2 separate regions of the Homo sapiens genome follow, and region 2 is linked to region 1. The links are chromatin contacts, found by Hi-C or POLR2A ChIA-PET in ENCODE. All regions are on one chromosome and are shown on one strand. Each heading gives the region's core, a stretch centred on a gene start or an enhancer-like site at or near the end of the contact. The rest is flanking DNA. Distances are from core to core; before and after follow the strand shown.

Region 1 (3,330 bases), core at 576-3,075:
GGGGGTCTCATTCGCTAGAGGTGAGCTGGATGCTTTAAATCAGGGCTTCCTGCAACGTGGGGTTCAGTTGTGCATGAGATGGTGTCCGGTTGTGCACAGACGCATTAAATGACAGAGGAATGTTTGTTTCATTTCTTTTTTTAATTTTTATTTTTTTGAGATGGAGTCTCACTCTGTCACCAAGGCTGGAGTGCAGTGGTGCGATCTCGGCTCACTACAACCTCTGCCTCCTGGGTTCAAGCAGTTTTCCTGCCTCAGCCTCCTGAGTAGCTGGGATTACAGAAACTTGCTACCTTGCCCAGCTAATTTTTGTATTTTTAGTAGAGACAGGGTTTCACCATGTTGGCCAGGCTGGTCTTGAACTCCTGACCTCAGGTGATCCACCCACCTTGGCCTCCCAAAATGCTGGGATTACAGGGGTGAGCACCGCGTCCTGCCTGTTTTTCATTTCTCATTTGGTCCTAATGATTACGTCCCTGAGAAAGTCCCAGTTGGGTCCTACCCTGCCTTCTCAACCTATCAACCACTATCCTCTCTTTGTAACAAGGAGACCGGGTTTTGAGCTCCTGTTTTATTGTTTTTAAAGATCGTCTATTTTGGGCAAGTGTTAATAATTCTCCATTTATGGTGGTGATCCAAAGTTTATTTTTAAAAATAAATGTGGTTTTTTTTGTTTTTGTTTTTAAAGGGAATGGAATTTTTAAAGTAGGTAAAAAATAAGCATGCAGATAAAGAAAAACAAAAAAAAAAACATGAAAGGTGGTAGCCGGGGAGTGGGGCTGGGGCACTTTCTCTTAGATCTGCCCGGATGTGTCCAGAGCTTCCGAGGACTGTCTGTTCCTGGCTTCTTCCTTAACTTGTCATCAGAGTCAGGACCGTAACAAGGGGCAGAGGTGACTCTGGTGTCCTCTCTCGCCTTACCCTTAGTGACCCTCCAGGAAGCCAGAGAAGTTACCCCAAATCGCAGGACATGGGAAGGAAGGGCCAGAGATGCCAGGCCCATTTAATCCTCATTTAACTCCAATTTTATATTCAAGGAACATCAAAGCCAGGGGGCTTGTTACTTGTCAAAGTTGGACCCAGAGTGGAGCCAGGCACAACACGCTTATCGTTTCTTTGTGTCTTTTTTTTTTTTTTTTTTTTTTTTGAGACGAAGTCCTGCTGTGTTGCCCAGGCTGTAGTGCCGTGGCGCTCACCGCAACCTCCGCCTCCCGGGTTCAAGCAATTTACCTGCCTCAGCCTCCCGAGTAGCTGGGACTACAGGCCTGCGCCACCATGCCTAGCTAATTTTTGTATTTTCGGTAGAGATGGCGTTTCACTATGTTGGCCAGGCTGGTCTCAAACTCCTGACCTTGTGATCTGCCTGCCTCAGCCTCCCAAAGAGCTGGTGCTGGGATTATAGGCATGAGCCACTGCGCCCGGCCTTTTTTTTTTTTTTAATTTGTTTTCTTTTTTTTTTTTCTGAGACAAGGTCTGACTCTGTCACCCAGGATGGAGTGCAGTGGCACAATCATGGCTAACTGCAGCCTCCACCTCCCGGATTCAAGTGATTCTCCCACCTCAGCCTTCCAAGTAGCTGTGACTACATGTGTGCACCCCCACGCTTGACTAATTTTTTTAATTTTTTTGTGGAGATGAGGTTTCGCCCTGTCGCCCAGACTGGTCTTGAGCTCCTGGGCTCAAGTGACTGGCCCGCCTCCCAAAGTACTGGGATTACAGATGTGAGCCACCACACCTGGCCACACACTTGTCATTTCTGACCCCCGAGCCCACCACATTCCACTACTCATGAGAAAGAGGTTCCTGAACGCTGCAGGCTAATTTCAGGGACAGCAGGCAACTTGGCCGCATGACAAAGCCAAGTGGTGAAATAAACACATTCTTAATTATGACCTGTCTCCTCACCCACATTTTTCATTTTCCAGAATGGGGACTTGAAAACTCAAAAGGAAGCAGCCAGTTACACATCAGACCTGTTATCTTTCACCTGTTACCTTTCAGCTAGACCGTAGGGTCAGATGATTTTTGTTTTTTTTTCTGGTGAGGGGCAGAGCCTCACTGTGTCGCTCAGGCTGGAGTGCAGTGGTGTGACCAACGCTCACTGCAGCCTTAAGCTTCTGGGTTCAAGAGCTCCTCCTAGCTCAGCTTCCTGAGTAGCTGGGACTATAGGTGTGGACCACCACACCTAGCTAATTTTAAAATTTTTTGTAGAGACAGGGTCTTACTGTGTTTCCCAGGCTGGTCTCAAACTCCTGGGCTCAAGTCATTGTCCTGCCTTGGCCTCCCAAAGTGCTGGCATTATAGGTGTGAGCCACCGCACCCAGTCCAGATGATTTTCATGACCCAAAATTCAGCATGAAAAGCTTGAAATGACAATGAGCACAGACACGGGTAAAGATCCCTGGAATTTCTTGAAACCAAGTCAGGTGGTTTAGGTGGGGGCTGGCCTAAAGCAGATTGCCCTGTCTCTCATGTCAGGCGGCTAGACACATTTGTTTAGCCCCATGCTGGGCTCCACAGGGAATATAGGAGGGAAAGAAACTCCAACCTTCACCTCCTGGAGCGAACTGGGCACTGGGAAGATGGGTGAGATGGTATTCTGTGCTCAGAGTGAAAAGAGTTGGAGGAGGCTGGCCCAGTTGTGGTGTTGAGGTGACATTTGGCCTTGGTTGCCAGGCAACATGTCACACGTTGCTTAAAACTCATTGGTGGCTTCTGCTTTCTGTCAGTCTTGGCTAAAAGTTGGAATCCTGACCCGAGTCTCCCATGCCATGTGTGGTCTGACTGCGACCGGTTTTTCCAGCCTCTTGTTCCTTGCTGCCCCATGATCTCCTGGCTCCAGCCACCAGTGCCTTCTCTCAGTTCCCCAGATGCACTGTGTTCCCTCCTACCTCAGGGCCTTTGCACATGCTGGTTCTGCCACCTTTTTTCCATTTTCAGCTGGTTTAACTCCTTTTTTTTTTTTTCCCCCTGGAGGCAATGTCTCCCTCTGTCACCCAGGCTGGTGTGCAGTAAGTTTGGCTTGGTGCAACCTCCACCTCCTGGCTTCAAGCGACCCTTGTGCCTCAGCCTACAGGCATGTGCCCCCACGCCTGACTAATTTTTGTATTTTTTGTAGAGGTGAGATTTCATCATGTTGGCCAGGCTGGTCTCGGATTCCTGACCTCAGGTGATCCACTTGCCGCAGCCCCTCAAAGTGCTGGGATTACAGGTGTGTGAGCCACGATGCCCAGCACTCTTTATTTTTTTTTATTTTTTAGAGACAGTCTCACTCTGTCACCCACGCTGGAGTGCAGTGGCGCATTCTCGGCTCACTGTAACCTCCGCCTA
Region 2 (3,330 bases), core at 380-2,879, 41 kb after region 1:
AGCTGGGCGTGGTGGTGGGCGCCTGTAATCCCAGCTGCTCCAGAGGCTGAGGTGGGAGAATCGCTTGAGCCCGGGAGGTGGAGGTTGCAGTGAGTCAAGATTGCACCCCTGCACTCCGGCTTGGGTGACAGAGTGAGACTTTGTCTCGGACAAAAAAAAAAAAAAAAAAAAAAAGAACCAAGTCCTCGGGCAAATTCTCCCATTGAGGGCTGTGAAGTCTTGGCTCCTCTGTTGTTTGTTTTGGAAACCAAACTTGCATATTTGACTTTCTCATGCGTGGAGAGGACCCATGCTTGGCATGGGGGGGCACCTGGTTTTTGTGTCCTTGGAGCTCATCTCTGGTGGGGGAGGAGGAGCAGCAGGAGATGCGAGGGCTGTAGTTCTCAGTCCTGGCCGCACATTGGAATCCTATGGGGGAGCTTTAAAATTATACACCAAACTCGGCCAGGTGCGGTAGCTCACGCCTGTTATCCCAACACTTTGGGAGGCCGAGGAGGGTGGATCACATGAGGCCAGGAGTTCAAGACCAGCCTGGCCAATATGCTGAAACCTCGTATCTAATAAAAATTACACAAGTTAGCCAGGCATGGTGGCGCACGCCTGTAATCTCAGCTGCACGGGAGGCTGAGGCAGGAGAATTGCTTGAACCCAGGATGTGGAGGTTGCAGTGAGCTGAGATTGAGCCACTGCACTCCAGCCTGAGCAACAGAGTGAGACTCTGTCTCAAAAAAAAAAAAAAAAAAAATACACACACACACACACACACACACACACACAACTGGAGAACAGAGCATGGTCACTGGGGGCAGGAGCGAGAGTGATGGGTGTGGTCGGAAAATGGTGGTGGCTATTCCGTATCCTCACCCTGGTGTGGATTCATGAGCCTACATGTGTGATAAAACTGCATGGGACAAAATAAACACACACACACACAGGAGTACAGGTAAAACGGGAAATCGAGCAAGATTGTTGTGTCAATGTCAACACCCTGGCTGTGATGCTTTATCCTAGAGTTTTGCAAGATGTTACCATTGGGTGAAATGGGGTACCAAGTACACGAATCTCTCTATATTATTGTTTCTTTAACTGCATGTGAGTCTGGGATTATCCCAAAATAAAAGTGTTAATTTGTAAAAAGTACACACAGCATGGCAGTTCCCAGCCTCAGAGATTCTGATTTAAGGGTCTAGCCGGGAGCCTGGGCATGTGCTTGAGGCCCCCAGGTGAGTCCAGAGTACAGCGGGGCTGAGAGTCGCTGTTGACATTGGCTGCAGGGTGGACAGGGCGAGATGGGCCCTGCCCGGGCAGACCTGTGTATTGCTAGGTCCTTCCGGCTCTGATGCTCTGTGATAATTGGCCACTTTCTCTGCCATTTTCCTCCCAGAGAGCAAACACAGGTCTAGACTCAATATCGTGTGGAGCTATCGATGACCACGGGTCACTTCCATCTCCAGCACTGCAGGCTGTGCGGGCTGGTCCAACTGGGGTACGGTTGAGGGTCCTGGCTCAGACCAGGCCTGACTCCTGGGCCAGTCTGTAAAACAGGCCCTTCTGGGCCAGCAGCTGGGCCGGGCTGCCGCTCTCTGCCACCTGCCCCTTGTCCATGACCAGAACCCTGTGGGGGAGAGGGAGACAGAGAGGCTCTTTGGACACCAGCCCAGGCTCTCGGCAGCTGTGAGAGCCCAGTGTGTCTGCGCTGAGGTTTTCTCCATAGAAGTCCTGCTTTCCATGCGGCTCCCTGGCCCTCACAGCTGGGTTGGAAGCGTGTGCTGGGCGCATGTCCTTGGGCAGCTTTCCCACTTGGCATGTGTTCCCGGGCATTCCTCCCGCTCTGGCCCCATTCAGGACCCCTCCAGCTCTAACCCGAAGCCCAGTGGCCCAGGACTGCCTCCGCCTCCTTCCCCCACCACTGCAGGGCTGCTGTGAGGTCAGGCCGGGGCGGGAGCCTTACCGGGCACAGTCCATCACGGAGCGCAGGCGGTGGGCAATGAGCAGCACAGTGCACTGTGCAAACCAGCTCCCGAGCATGGCCTGCATCTGCAGCTCCGTGCCAGGGTCCACGGCAGCAGTAGCCTCGTCCAGGATGAGGATCTGGGTCTTCCGGAGAAGGGCACGTGCCAGACACAGGAGCTGTTTCTGGCCCACGCTGGGAACGATTGGGACAATTAGCTGGGACGTGCGTTTGTCGGCACATGGTGATGTGTGGGTGTGCCCAGAAACAGGTCCCTGAAGCAGTGCAGGAGTGAGGTGCCTGTGTTCAGGCATCCCCACACATGGGGTCTGGGGTCTGTGGTCTGCAGAACTGATAGGAAGCCTGTTCCTGCCATCTTTGAGCAGGCTGACTGTAGGCAGGTCATTCAAACCCTTTGTGCCTCAGTTTCCCCACCTGTGAAATGGCTATTTTCTTTTTTCTGTTTATGGCTCTTTTTTTCTTCTTCGTTTTTCTTTTTTTTTTTGAGACGGAGTCTTGCTCTGCCACCCAGGCTGGCGTGCAATGGCACAATCTCAGCTCGCTGCAACTTCTGCCTCCCGGTTCAAGCAGTTTTCCTGCCTCAGCCTCCCAAGTAGCTGGAATTACAGTCATGCGCCACCATGCCTGGCTTTTGTATTTTTAAAGTAGAGATGGGGTTTCACCATGTTGGTCCGACTTGTTTGAAACTCTCAGGTGATCCACCTACCTCAGCCTCCCAAAGTGCTGGGATTACAGGCGTGAGCCACTGCGCCCCGGTAGTTCTATTTCTAGTTTGTTTTTTGAGAAATCATCATACTATTTTCCATAGTGACTGTACTAATTTATATTTCCCCCAACAGCGAAAGCACAGCTTTCACTTCAGTCATGCCGTTGCAAACAAACCTACAATGACTGACTGCTGCTTCAAGAATCAAATCTACAGTCTTCCTAAGACATTCAAGGCTGGTGTCACGTGGGCCTTAAATACAGATGTGTACAACACCTGGGTGGGATTCCAGGCGTGATCCACCGTGCCTGGCCTGTTTATGGCTATGTCCAGTTCTATTTCTAGTTTCCACCTTGTGCCAAACACATTCTAAGTGCTTGTATATATTCACTCAATCCTCATAATGTCCACCAAGGTAGATATTATTGTTCTCTTCTTTTGAGAGAAGAGGACACAGATACAGAGAAGCTCAGTGGCTTGACCAAGGTCTCAAGGCTAGTGGTGGGTCCATAATTTGAACCCAAGTCCTCTGACCCCAGAGTCTGTGCTCCTAATGGATCCGTCCTCGCTGAATCGTGACGACATGGCACATAAAAGTGTGTGGGTGGCGGGGCACGGCGGCTCACACCTGTAATCCCAGCACTTTGGGAGG

The links. A loop is a pair of places that touch in the nucleus more often than their neighbours do. ChIA-PET counts read pairs that join two places held with the same protein, here RNA polymerase II (POLR2A). Pooled maps may share reads with other maps.
Region 2: a pooled map shows a loop between it and region 1 (4-fold over the local background). The contact joins two enhancer-like sites. A Hi-C loop is called at or near these places in 2 of 168 maps with a recorded cell type or tissue (aorta and posterior vena cava) and 2 of 50 pooled maps. POLR2A ChIA-PET finds 5 or more read pairs at or near these places in 5 of 52 experiments (GM12878, H1, OCI-LY7 and 2 more).

Annotation. Positions count from the first base shown.
Region 1 is chr16:16,107,151-16,110,480 of GRCh38, forward strand. The region is part of intron 21 of ABCC1 (ATP binding cassette subfamily C member 1 (ABCC1 blood group)); the gene reads left to right. Among named protein-coding and RNA genes, the nearest start is that of ABCC6, 110 kb to the right of the region's middle. Within about 2 kb of position 1,826, at least 3 of the 41 ENCODE cell types and tissues checked have a DNase peak (open chromatin) inside an H3K27ac peak, as active enhancers do.
Region 2 is chr16:16,148,627-16,151,956 of GRCh38, forward strand. ABCC6 (ATP binding cassette subfamily C member 6) reads right to left here. Exons shown (of 31, transcript NM_001171.6): 30 at 1,952-2,146; 31 at 939-1,615. The coding sequence ends at 1,507. Among named protein-coding and RNA genes, the nearest start is that of ABCC6, 73 kb to the right of the region's middle. RefSeq lists a silencer at 1,706-2,000. Within about 2 kb of position 1,630, at least 17 of the 41 ENCODE cell types and tissues checked have a DNase peak (open chromatin) inside an H3K27ac peak, as active enhancers do.